Linked DNA regions of Homo sapiens: all the other regions are linked to region 2. Evidence: chromatin contacts called from ENCODE Hi-C or POLR2A ChIA-PET data. All regions are on one chromosome and are shown on one strand. Each heading gives the region's core, a stretch centred on a gene start or an enhancer-like site at or near the end of the contact. The rest is flanking DNA. Distances are from core to core; before and after follow the strand shown. Region 1 holds the start of FAM13A-AS1 (FAM13A antisense RNA 1). Region 2 overlaps FAM13A (family with sequence similarity 13 member A). Region 3 overlaps FAM13A (family with sequence similarity 13 member A).

What was found. A loop is a pair of places that touch in the nucleus more often than their neighbours do. ChIA-PET counts read pairs that join two places held with the same protein, here RNA polymerase II (POLR2A). Pooled maps may share reads with other maps.
Region 1: a map of gastrocnemius medialis shows a loop between it and region 2 (4-fold over the local background). The contact joins the promoter of FAM13A-AS1 here to the enhancer-like site in region 2. A Hi-C loop is called at or near these places in 10 of 168 maps with a recorded cell type or tissue (Right ventricle myocardium inferior, ascending aorta, astrocyte of the cerebellum and 6 more) and 4 of 50 pooled maps.
Region 3: a loop to region 2 is called in a pooled map, with 2.9 times the contacts of the local background. The contact joins two enhancer-like sites. A Hi-C loop is called at or near these places in 4 of 168 maps with a recorded cell type or tissue (HepG2, ascending aorta and body of pancreas) and 1 of 50 pooled maps. POLR2A ChIA-PET finds 5 or more read pairs at or near these places in 3 of 52 experiments (BJ, HepG2 and WTC11).

What each region holds. Positions count from the first base shown.
Region 1 is chr4:88,707,630-88,711,886 of GRCh38, forward strand. FAM13A-AS1 (FAM13A antisense RNA 1) reads left to right here and starts at 2,160. Exons shown (of 5, transcript NR_002806.2): 1 at 2,160-2,636; 2 at 4,226-4,257. HERC3 (HECT and RLD domain containing E3 ubiquitin protein ligase 3) reads left to right here. Exons shown (of 26, transcript NM_014606.3): 26 at 1-910.
Region 2 is chr4:88,764,368-88,768,598 of GRCh38, forward strand. It overlaps FAM13A (family with sequence similarity 13 member A), which reads right to left. Exons shown (of 24, transcript NM_014883.4): 12 at 3,616-3,692; 13 at 3,186-3,228. Among named protein-coding and RNA genes, the nearest start is that of FAM13A-AS1, 57 kb to the left of the region's middle. Within about 2 kb of position 1,529, at least 4 of the 41 ENCODE cell types and tissues checked have a DNase peak (open chromatin) inside an H3K27ac peak, as active enhancers do; they include ascending aorta and gastrocnemius medialis, where a contact is called at or near this core.
Region 3 is chr4:88,812,384-88,816,801 of GRCh38, forward strand. The region is part of intron 7 of FAM13A (family with sequence similarity 13 member A); the gene reads right to left. Among named protein-coding and RNA genes, the nearest start is that of FAM13A-AS1, 100 kb to the left of the region's middle. Within about 2 kb of position 2,093, at least 2 of the 41 ENCODE cell types and tissues checked have a DNase peak (open chromatin) inside an H3K27ac peak, as active enhancers do.

The DNA of each region.
Region 1 (4,257 bases), core at 910-3,409, 56 kb before region 2:
CTATTTCCTAGACCTTTTAAAAGATGTGCAGAGCAGCTTAGCATTCGTTGCAGCTGAGCCTAATTTTTTCTTGCTCATCCTTGTCCCTTTGACAATAAGGTTAATTGATAGACCCACCACCTCTTGCACTCTCGCTTTTGGAGCAAGTTGCATTAACTATTTTGAGTCTCTATATTGTCCAAGAAAAGTAGAAATAATAAATTTACTTTCCCTTTTTCTATCACCTTATGTCCTCTACCATTTTCTCCTTCCTCCCTTCCCTTATTTTCTCCTTTTCGTACCCTGTGTCCTCCCTGATTTTCCTTTCGTTTCTTCTTTATTTTATCCCATTCTCTGTTACTTGACTCAGTGCTCCCTTCCTCTCCTCTCCTTCTAGTGGATGCATGCAGCCTTTTTTTCAATTTTTATTTAAATTGCAAAATTTTTACTCAGATTTTTTTTCCTCTTCCCTAATTGCTAAGATTTAAGGACGTTCTTTATTATGAAACTTTATCACATTCGAAATGTTTGTTTACAGTGGGATTTTAGGGGGGATTGTGTTTAAATCAAATATATGTATTTTAAAAATAATGACATGCTCAACCTTCCTCATCATGGAGTAAGAAAATTCTACATGATTAAAGAATCCATGTAAGTCTAATTTTAAATTCCTAGTAACTAGAGAAAAGACTTATTTATATAAAATGAAGTATTTATGAACTGTGATAAAGCATCAAATCTTGATGAAGGATTGTAGATTTTTGCTTTTTCTTTTTGTTTTTAAAACTTATTCCAATTGCTAAATTGGTAGTTTTTCAGTCTTTATAAATACAGGATTAAAAATATATATACAGTTATATGAAATGTTTATTTTCTATGTGTGTGCATATAGTTCAATATTATGCAATAAATTTGGTGTTTTAACTTAAAACTATTTCTTATTGTACTTGCAGAATGGATAGCTTGCTTTTAGTAGAAGCATTAGGTCGTATACTCAGATAATCTAATAGAAGGTCAGATTTGATTCCTGCATAAGAAAGTAGAGCCAAGTGCTGCAGAAATGGAGAAGAAAGCAGGGGCAAGGAGCAGATGGCATTAAGGAAGAATGAAGTTTTTGAAGGTTGGGATGGACGAAAAGGTGTTTCTCATGGAGAGGGATGCTTTAGCAAAGGCTCAAACATTGGGGCATATTTAGGCAAGAGCCAAGAACAGTTTGAAGGGAACATCAGAGGAAATAGGCAAATAATAGTAAATAATGGTAAGTAAGACTTGGGAGAAAGAAGGTAGATTTGGGGCTGAGGAACTAGCCTAACACTGGAACTTTAGTAGTAGCCAAGTAGGATTTGTTTCAATGTTCAGAACTTGAGGGTGATAAGACCTGAGCCGGGTCTTAAGAAGGAAAATGTGGATGGTCTAAATCTGGAGGTATTGAGGTGGGAAGGACTGAAGCAGAAAGACAGGAGCTGAGACAGCAGTGACAGTGGCAGCAGCAGAACTAGAGAAGAGTATCTGAGGAGAGGTAGGGGGAGTGAGTGGAGGTGGTAGGAGCCTGCAGGGAGAAGGAGGCACTAAAGGTGGATCAGAGACTGGTTCATTTAGTGATTGGTGATTGTTAGGCCATTTAAGCACACCAAAAGTTTGTGAGACACAGCAAAAAAAAAAAAAAAAGAAAGGATTTTAAGTAAATTGGTAAAGCAAGTAAAATGTATTGTTTTGCCAGATTAAAAAGGTGGTTTAAAGGTGGTAAAGAGAATAGGAGCTTTCCATTAATAAGCTCCATTCAACAAACATTTAATAATCTACATAAGTGCTACATTTGAGGAGTTAAAAACAAACCCCACTACATTTAATTTTGCACAGAAATTGCCAAATTATTTTAACTAACTTTGAGGCCTCAGAATTCTCATCCATGAAATGAGATTGGATCAGATGATTTCTAAGGTTACTTTGAGCTCTAAAATTTTATAATTCCATTACTGAGAGAGTGCCTGAACATAGAGATACCCAATACATATTTCTAAAGATTTGTTGCATGAATGATATCTTATGCTGCTTCTAAAACACTATGATTTTTCTAAGATAGTTTCCTTTTCCCCTTCATTACCAATGCTTTAGAAGACTTAAATCTTCTGCATAGGCATTTCTGGATTTGCCTACCCACCTACCAACCTTCCCTCCCCTGAAAACTTTCAGATGCTTCTTCATTGTTTTAGTCATTTACCACTTTAATGAAATTATCTGGCAACTTTATTGTGGTGGGTGGGGATCAATGACGGTGTAATGAGGCAATTAGCAAATTCTGATAGTTCCATCTACTCCATGTGAAAGTCTCTTGATGTTTTATATGGTACTCTTATTAATAATCCCAGAGAGCAGGGGTTGGCAAACTATGGCCCATGGGCTAAAATGGTTTTTACATTTTAAAAGGGTTGAAAACTTTAAAACTGGAAGGATACATGACAGAGACTGGATGGCCTACAATGCCTAACATATTATCTAGCCCTTTACAGAAAACAACTGACCAATCCTTATGAGACCAGACTTGCAAAAATTACAGTAACAGAGTGAAAAACCTTCTTGAAGTGTTAGGAGGAACTTGAGTCATAATTTGATGTTGAATCAGAGAGAACAACTGTTTGGGCTTATTTGCCTCAGAGGTAAGAAAATCAAGTTTTAACTAAGATTAACCCACAGAAGTAGATATTAATACTAAGGTTTCGACCTAATAATAACTAACCTGTATTAATTGTGTGCAGTGTACCAGACCCATATGAGATCCTGCACCAACATTTGCTATGCACTAACTAGTTTAATTGCCATTACCAGGGTCCTCCTGGCTCTGCTATTTACTAGCTGTTTGACCTTGGGCAGGTTTCTTAACCTATGTCTCATTTTCTTCCTCTTCAAAATGAGAACAGAAATAGTGCCTACCTCATGGAGTTGTTGTGAGGATTAAATGAATTAATGGAAAGCATATAGAATAGCGCTTAGCACATAATAAGCTCTCAGTACTTAGAATTACCATTATCCCAGTTTTTCACATGAAGGAATTAATTAGAGAAAATAGTTGCTCATTATCACAAAATAGTGGGACCTGGACTTGACCATTAATCTGTGTTATGCCCAGCTGCTAGAGATGGGCAACAAATTGGATTAAGGCTGCTCAGTAGCCAAATAAAAAGGAATGTTGTAATGTGGCAGGTAACTTCTTTGACCACATATCTGCAAAGACATCGCACCGAGTTCCACGTATCTGCAAAGACATCGCACTGAGTTCCACGTATCTGCAAAGACATCACACTGAATTTTGTTTTGCTGCCAGTGTGCAATTCAGTAGTGATCAGTGCAGTTCTCATGTCATTTGCAGTGGGTCTCAAGTGAAGCTGGAGGTCTCTGTTGGTAGTTAGTAGCCAGGAACCAGGTATGCTTAATGCCTTGCATTGCATAGAACAATTCCTCTTTATCCTGCCCAAGATGCCAGTGGGCACTGCTATGGTCTGAATGTTTGTTTCCCTCTTAAAATTTATGTGTTGAAACCTAGCCCCCAAGATGATGGTATTAGGAGGTGAGGTCTTTGGGAGGTGATTATATCATAAGGGCAGAACCCTCATGAGTGGTATTAGTTCCCTTATAAAAGAGAACCCAGAGAGGTGCCTTGCCTTCCCTACCATGTGAGGACACAGCAAGAAGGCACAATCTGTGAGAAAGTAGGCCCTCGCCAGACACCACCAGTGCTTTGATCTTGGATTTCCCAGCCTCCAGAACTGTGAAAAATGATTTTCTGTTGTAAATTACCTAGTGTTTGGCATTTTGTTATAGTGGCTTGACTGGACTAAGACAGGCCCCTTTGTAAAACACTGAGAGAGGGATGGACTTCATACCCTTTAGGGGATCCTTCTCTGTAGAATTCTTTTTTTCAGAAGATTTTTTTTTTTCTTTTATTAATAAGCTTTTTATTTTTGAATACTTTTTTATTGGTACATAGTTGTACGTATTATGGGGTACTTGTGGTATTTTGATACAAGCATACAATGAATGCATAATGATTAAATCTGGGTAATTAAGATATCAAAACATCTATCATTTCTTTTTGTTGGTTACATTCCAAATCTTCTAGCTATTTTTAAACATACAATAAATTATTAACTATAGCCACCCTATTGTGCTATCAAACAATAGAGCTTATTCCATTTAACTGTTATTTTTGTACCCATTAACCAACCTCTTTTTATCCCTCTCCTCCTAGTATTTGCCCAGCCTCTGGTAACTATCATTCTA
Region 2 (4,231 bases), core at 279-2,778:
CTCACATGCAGTTAATAATTCTTACTTGTTTTGACTTCTCAACAGAGATTCATTGTAAGGTTTTAGTTTTAATATTCTGGGTTTTATAGAGAAGTATAAAATATTTTCATCATAGAAAATAGGGATTAAATTGAAGCATAAAGCATAAACTCCCTTGGAAACAGAACTCTGAAAATCTGTAATTTCAGGGATATCTTTTAGAATCTAGAAATTGCTAGTTTTAAGGATGACCTCTCTTCTGGATACTTGTAGTTTGTTAAAAGAGTTAATAATACACAGAAGAACAAAGACTCTAGATTTTGCATGCCCAGGGAGCAGTGTGCTAGGCTCTTCCTTATGTTATCTCATTTCACATTGCCCAGATAGGATATTTTATTAAAATGTCAGCCTTTCTGAACCTTCCTGAAGAAATTGTACTTTAATTTTGGACATTTCAAAGTGACTCTTGACTTTTTTTCTCATTGCCAGTGTGTCACTAAACAAATTTTAATCCAAACCACATAAGGAACTCTCATGAAATAGAAATGGGTAACTATTATTGACCAATGCCCATCTGAGATCTCAGGAGAATCTCGTTTTGGACAATATTAGTTGCATAATTAAAATAAATTAAAAAGATATGAAACAAAGGGATAAGCCCATGTTCACTTTCCACACATACCTTCAAACAAAACACATTAAAGGCTGCAAGCTGATTATTTAAAAACTGGGGTCACAGTTGTAACTTCATTTGCCTTTGAGCAGCAGATCTAAGAGAAGCCTCTCTCTGCCTGTCTCTAAAGAGCATTTCTGAGGCTGAAAACAAATGTTCCTCATTCTAACGGGAATAGTAGTCCTCCCAAAAAAAAATCACCTTTCCCCAAGAGCTGTTGTTTGCTATGTTATCTTATGTGAATCTGAGAGTTTACAAGGAGAATTTTAAATGAAAATATCAATAAGGATGAAGTCTGTCTTAACGGAAAACAAAATTAGAAATATTACAATATATATTCAATAGCGGGCATGTAAAATCTGATGTCTCAAAATCTTATGCAATGAGACCTGAAACAAAATATATACTGGTTAAACAGAACTCTAGGAGGAGTAACCAAAGTATAGACTTATTTTTCATCACTGAAAATGAAAGATTATTGATGTTTTTACTAGAAAACTAGATTAAATATTGGGTGGTGTAAGTTTTAGGAAGGACTACATATATTAAAAAGTAATAACTAACAGCACACTGAAACAAGGGAAAAAGCTTTACAAAATGGAAAACAGTTCTTTTCACTGTCTGTCATGGATAATAACAAAATAAATTTCCTTCAGTGAAAGAAGCACATACTTTCACAAGTAGAAATCATCCCAATCTTGTGGAATGATGTCTTATTTTTCTCCTTTGGTGCAGCTGTGGTAGAAAGGTGACATGGAGAGCTTAGTCTAGATTTTAGTTCACCACCTAATTTTATGTCCTAACTGAAACCATCATGTTATTATTAGTGAACGCCTAAGCAGTGCCAGCAGTGGCACTGGGCACGATTGGTGGCTGCACATGAGTAACACACAGAAGAAGAGGACTTGGCACATGGAAGAAGGATGTGAGATTGTTTCCCAATGATTCATCCACTGCCCTGGGAGCTGTCCACCAAAGACCAAGGCAGACTGAGTTCAGTTTAGTTTGCCATTTAGTTTGTGTGCTACTTGGAATTTATGAGTTAATGTATGAAGTCCATCCACAAAAGTTACTTTTATTCCCTTTTATCTCACAAAAGAAAACAGGCATAAAAGGAAAGAACTGAGGAGACCTCTCCAGGAGACTGGCAAAGCGATTTTCTTTAAAATCATGTTAGATAGGAGAAGAGTAGGTGCTTGCTGTGAGCAGAGGAAGATGGCAGTGAAAGGATAAAACCATAAAAAACAAAACACAACTTGACAGTATCATGGGGAAACATGATCTTTAAAAGGATGCCTAGAGACAAGGAAATAATGTCAGCTTGTTGCTTGGGTTCCAAGGAAGGAGGCAAAAATGAGTTGGAAATAGATGAAAAAAGTGGCTCAGAAGCTGTGAGGTCAGAAAGAGGAAGCATTCCCCTCCTATTATCTGGCTAAATTATCTGGTGAAGAAGTATATATAGGACAAGAATTGAATACAGGAGATATGAGGAGTCTACAGCATTAGCGTGTGTTCAGGGAGTGGGGATTAGTTTCTAGGAATTTTATGCACATTTTTTAATGATAATACAATTTTCTAAGAGGGTCTGTAGCTTTCTGATTTTTAAGCTGCTATGCTGTAAAACTCCATGGGGGAATAGACTGTGGTTGTCATTAAATCCCAGCTCCTAGCACAGTACCTGTTCCTAGTAGGATTTAATATATGTTGTTGAATAAATCCATCAGTGAATTAGGTCAGTGCCCAACAGAGACTAAGAATCATTGGGTTAGAGGGAACGTTCTCTTTATATCAAGAGTCAGAATTTAAGAGTAGGTTAAGAAAAACTTTAATTCTTGAAAAGCAAAACTGATAAGATTGAAGGTGGAGTTGGAAGTATTTGGAGGTAGCAGATTGCATACACATACATGAATTAAAAATGATGCTCAGCACACTGAATGGAAGCTGGACTTGGGAGCAAGGGAAACCAAATACTTGGGTCAGCATGGTGATGCCTGAGAGGACAAGTGGGAGGTCAGGAAAGTAAATGAAACTTGAAGATACAGATGACATAAGGGAGGTGAGAGACTTTTCTTCTCCAATGTTTATTTAAGATGAGAGACAAAACTCAGCAAACAAATTGGATTAAAGTAACTCAAAGTGAATTTTTGTTAATTTGAAGATTCATGACCTAATCCTTGTGACTAAGACTCACTACCTATATATTTCAATCACTTAAAAAATGCATCAAATTGTGGAAAATAAAACCAGTAGCTTTGGCTTTTTGTTTTGTTTTACTTTATAGAAAATCTAAAGAGAAATCCCTATGCTATTAAAGTTTATCATCATAAGCAAAACAAAATAATTCACAAAGGAAAATAATGGAGCTCTTATGATTTCTCAAGGAATCTTTAAGTTTGGTATTTGCCTTTCTAATCAATCACAGTTATATTACTTATCTCAATGTCCCTTATTGGCAGACTAATATTTCAGAAGTACACTCAAGAGTGTATGAACAGCCCCGTCACAGTCTTACTCTTGCTTGTTAGCTACTCACCTCAAAATGCTGAGTGTGTCCACCATCTTTTTCATTTCCTTTCCTATAAATAATGGCAACAACAAAAAAATCATAAAATATCTACTTGTTTTATAACGTTTTTCATCCACTGATATTATGATTTAATTTAAGAGTATGTTGAGTAGCTCTAAGCCAAATACTTATAAAATTCAAAAACAAAACACAAAACAAAAAATTAATCAAAACAAAGCAAACTGGAAACACAAATAAACATGACTATAGTTATTTGCCTTCAATAGCACTGTGATAGATTTTCTATTCTAAGCATTTTCCTTGCTATAAAATATTGCTGGTAAATATATAGTCCTTTAATTCCATTCTTTTTAGTTCTTATAATTCACATTGCATTACATGAAAATAACCTTTTCCTGCCCTTGGAAAGAATATTAGGAGACAATTCTAAAATTACCTTTCATCAGACATCCATTCAAAATCATCAGGTCCAGTTCTCTCATGAGATCGTGTGGAATTGAGACTTTCCATATTCTGTAACAGAACCATTATTGGTTGCCTAATAGGAATGGTAAGAAATATGCAACGCAGACCCTCCTTTCTTTAAAATAGAAAAATCAAATAATATGTATATATAAACTAATTCTAGTCCTCATATTTTTATCTTTGTTTAAACTAGTAAAATTATGACAGTTTATTATATCCTGCTTGCATAGAATTGTGTATTGAACTTCTAACATCCTTTTAACAAACATATGTGACAGCATCACAGAAATGGCCATTGTGCCCTATAATGTCTCCCTTAGGTATTATCCACATTGGAAAGCTAAATAGCAAAACCCAGATTGTTAGAGAATCAGGGTGGGTCAGACTTAGAATTGAGGAATCTGACATCGAATCTCATCAGAAACTGATGTACCATTTACTCTCTCTCTATCTATCTATCTATATAAGAACGTATATATACATATGCACACACACATTTATGTATATTCAGTGTACATTGATAAGATTGAAGGCGGAGTATACACATTATATGTGTATATATGTATATACATATATATGCACACACA
Region 3 (4,418 bases), core at 843-3,342, 49 kb after region 2:
CCTCTCCTACTTCCCCACTGCATTTGGGATAAAAATCCAAATGCCTAAATCTGGCACATGAAGTCCCTCCCAATTGCAACCCAACATATCTCTACAAACCTCATTGCACTTTTGCAACTCTTTCCATTTGTACATGTTGTTCTTTCTACCTTAAATCCTTTCTCCACCTCTCTCTGCCTGGTAAATACTTCATCTCTCAGTTCAAGTGTCATCTAATCTGGGAAGCCATCTCTAGCACCCTGGAGAGGGAGTTGCTTCTTCCTCCAGGCTTCAAGACACTTTGTTCATAGCTATAACCGAGTGCTTAGCACATAACACTGAAATTCATGAGCTCAGAGGCTTGTCTCATTTCCAGATTTGTTGTTATCTTTGTAACAACAGCACCTAGCTAGGTACCAAGAACACTGCATGTGCTTAGTAAATGGCTCTTGAATAAAATCACTATCATCAAGATTTTGCTGAGTGCTTGCAGTAGTGTTTGATTAAATATTTTGAAAACATACTGTTTATAATTTGTAAAACTAATTTTGCCTAGGAGCATTCTCTGATATCTGTACATTGATTATTTTAAATTTTCTTTTTCCCATCTATTCAAAACTTAATGAATCTTCAGCTGTGCCATGGGTTTTCTCCCATCCTTACTTAAAGAAAATCATTTCTTTTTTCCAACTGCACAATAAGAGGTGGGAGCTTTGCCATTATGCCCATAATTTTAACACTGTACTCTTTGTGGTATACAGAGAACCCAGAAAATGATATGTTCGGGCAAGGTAATGTTTGAGTATGGCCTTGCCACACACTATATCTGTTTGTTCTGGCTTGAGAGTAGGGGAAAAAAAATTATTTCACTTCACGCCAAACACAAAGATTGTTTGAGGTTTGAAGAAATTTTGGGCAGCTGGAAGCTTTCATTTGTCTTTAAGATCTTGTTCAGAAAAGTGATGTTTATCATTATTATAAACATAAAAACATTGTCTTAGGGAGGCAGTAATTTAGAACGTAAAATACAGTAACGTTCTTTGGGGGGATGAAATTAGTTGATGAGAAAATATTTTTATAACATTAGTAAATAAAGTATTTTCAAATCTTTAGTCACTGAAACAAAATCAAAACAATATGGGGATACCTGTAGAAGGAAAGAAGGAAAAAGAAAATTGTTTTTGCTAACTTCTTTCAATTATTACCTTATTGCAAATTTATTAAGGGTTTGTTAACACAGTTTTAACAGACACATAATTTCCCAAACTGTTAACTCTGAATGTGGAATTCTTGAGACAAAGATGTGCAGAAGGCATGCAAATTATCCTGTCATCCTCTCCCGAACACCCCTCACCTCAGCCAGAGGAGGACTGTGCACAGAAAAATGGGTCAAGGCTTGTTTCTGACATCATCTTGACTTTCCGCTGCTTTTTAGGATGATGAGCAGCAACTGGAAAGTGAATGAAGGTTTGATGTCAACCTACACCTAGACTTTGGGCGCTTCCACAACCACGGGCAGGTGCTCATATGAGAACATTTTCTGAGTGTATTAGAATCCATGATCGATACACAGGCTAAGAAAACACAATCCCAACTTTCACGGAATTTACAGGCTAGCAGAGAAATGGAAACCTGAAATTTGATTATTATAAAAAAAGGATACATAACTACCATTGATTGAGAGCTCACCATAAAAAGCCAGGCTTTGTACAAAGCGTTTACGTGCATTATCTCATTCAATCCTCAAAGACATCATGGAGGAAGGAATTACTAACCAGATTTTTCAGATAAGAAGAACAAGTTTTAGAAAGGTTAATTAACAGGCTGAAGGCCATAGAGGCAGTCAACGGCTGAGGTTCCAATCCAAGTCTGAAGTCAGAGCTCCAGCCCTTCCACTCTGAAGCACTATGCAGTCTGGCAGATTAGCTGAGGCTCAGTTAGATAAGCCACACAGGGAGTGAATTTTGAGGGTCACGTAGGCATTTTTTTGGGAGAAAGATAATGCACAGGAGGAGAACTATGAGAGAGACAGAGAGAGAGAGAAGAGAGAATGTGCTTGGAAAGCATGGGAGAATTAATAACTCGGCAGGTGTGGCAATTGAGGGAGTTCAGCACCAGGGGCGCAGCAGTGACCTGCCAGAAAGCTGACACTGGAGAAACAGGCAGGCTTTTGGGTTTCTATCAAATCAAGGAGTTGAAAAAGAGGAAAGTCACTTATAAAAATAAAACACAGGGTATCAATGGTCTACTCAGGCCAGCATTTAGTTTCTAATTTTAGTTTCAAGAGTTATTTTAACCTAGACAGCGAAATTATTTCTTTTTATAATCATTTTGCTGACTGCAAAATACTGGTATCTATTATGTTTTTTTCTAAACGCTTAATTTTTTTCTCTAGCCTTTCAGTTCCATTCCTTTAATATGATCTGAGTAAAGCAGTTCAATTCTTTATTTTTATTTCTAGTAAGTTCAAGTTTTCTGAAGTCTTTTTTTTGGGGGGAGTGTGACAGGGTCTTAATCTGTCATCTAGGCTGGAGTACAGTGGCATGATCATACCTCACTGCAGCCTCAAACTCCTGGGCTAGAGTGACCCTCCTACCTCAGCTTGTAGGTAGGACTACAGGCATATGCCACCATGCACAGATAATTTTTAAAAAAAATTTTGTAGAGACAGAGTCTCACTATGTTGCTCAGGCTGGTCTCCAACTCCTGGTTTCCAGCGATCCTCCTGCCTCTGCCTACCAAAGCACTGGGATTACAGGTGTGTGCCACCGCACCCAGCTTCCCTGAGTTTTATTCTTAGATTTGATGAGAAGATACCATGTTTTCCTGAGCTTGGTCTTTAAAGGTATTATAAAACATATGTCTTAAACCACCCCCCCACCTCATTATTTTCACTTTGTTACTTAGGCACCTTAATTTTAAAGAGCAACTTCCGAGGCTTCTCCTATCTTATTTTTACCACCCCTGGCCCCACTATTTCCCATTAACATGTCTTTTCTCATGCAAAAACTAAAATCAATTTCCATATCTGGCTTTGGGATAATTTGCACAAGGGTTATAATGTACTATACTTTGGTTCTGGAGTCCGTTATTTGTTTAGCAACAATATTCTAAGTCTATACTTGATATCAGAAGTCAAATTTATTTCAGAGCTTATCTTAAAATGATGGTTTAAAATTTGAAAGGGATTTTAAATTTAGAAATACAGACAAATCTCTTTGCAAGAAAAGGACATAGATCAAAAGATTCATTTACAATTTTTAAAGTGTACTCATGTGTACTTGGTCAAAACAAAGTTCATCTGCCATTTTTATGTGTAAAAATGGACTTGTCATAATTTCCTTCAGTGTATCTCTATCAGCTAAGATATTGTGTGACCTGAAAATGTTTATTATAATCTGAAAACTTTAAAATATTTATTAGAAATTCAATCTTGAACTACGTTTATTTAGAAAAATTAAAGAAGGCTGAATGTAACATTGCTCTTAACATTTTCCATTGACAGATGTATGTTTATCCCTAGTGTATAAACTACTCAGTGTCTATGACAAAACATTCCTCCAAATACAAAATATTAATAGTTGCTATCTGTACTAGGAATAAGAGAATCCAAGTTCTTTTTCTAAAAAAAAAAAAGAAAGGTAAATTCAACTTTTTTGAATAAATCTTTATCTTAAAAAAACCAAAGTAGAATTAATTCCAGATAATTACAAAATAGTCTTTTATCCTCTCTATCATTATATAAGAAAAAAGAAGCAGAAGAGGAAACCTTCCTATTTCAATGTACATATAAAATAGGAACTTCATTTTCCTTAAACTGCATTAATGAATACAGTAACTCTGGGAAATAAACTAAAAACTATTTCCTCTTTCTCAAGGTAAATATCAAATACTCCGCAATGTAAACAGAAGTAGTGTTCCAAATTGTTTTTTCTTTGCACTACAGGAATGCTTATATAATAACTAAGGGTGAGTAAATTACTTGCAATTTTTTAGTATAAGAATATTCCTAGCAATTTATATGGAAAGCTTTAGAAATTATGTCGACAATAGTGTTCTGATATGCTTCCATTAAATTTCTCTGTAGTCTCCAATTCAGCAAGTATTTACTGAGTACCTGCTACGTGCCTAACATAAAAACAACTTAAGCTGCCCTGTCCCGAGTCACTTTTAATCTGTAGTGCAGTAAGTGTCTATATATTAGAGCTCAATGCTAATGGGAGGAAGGTCAGGAGTTCAGTTTCCTCTGCCAGTTAGCTAGTTTTTATCTTTTGAATGACAATAGACTCTTCCCTTTACTAAGCTTCTAATGGGGGAAAACTCCACTATTAATCCCAAATACATGCCATGATCATCAACTTCGTATACAAATGGCTATTCTTTAGACATGTGTGTAGAGTGTTTTCCATTTGTTTCTACATATGTCACTGAACAAGTCA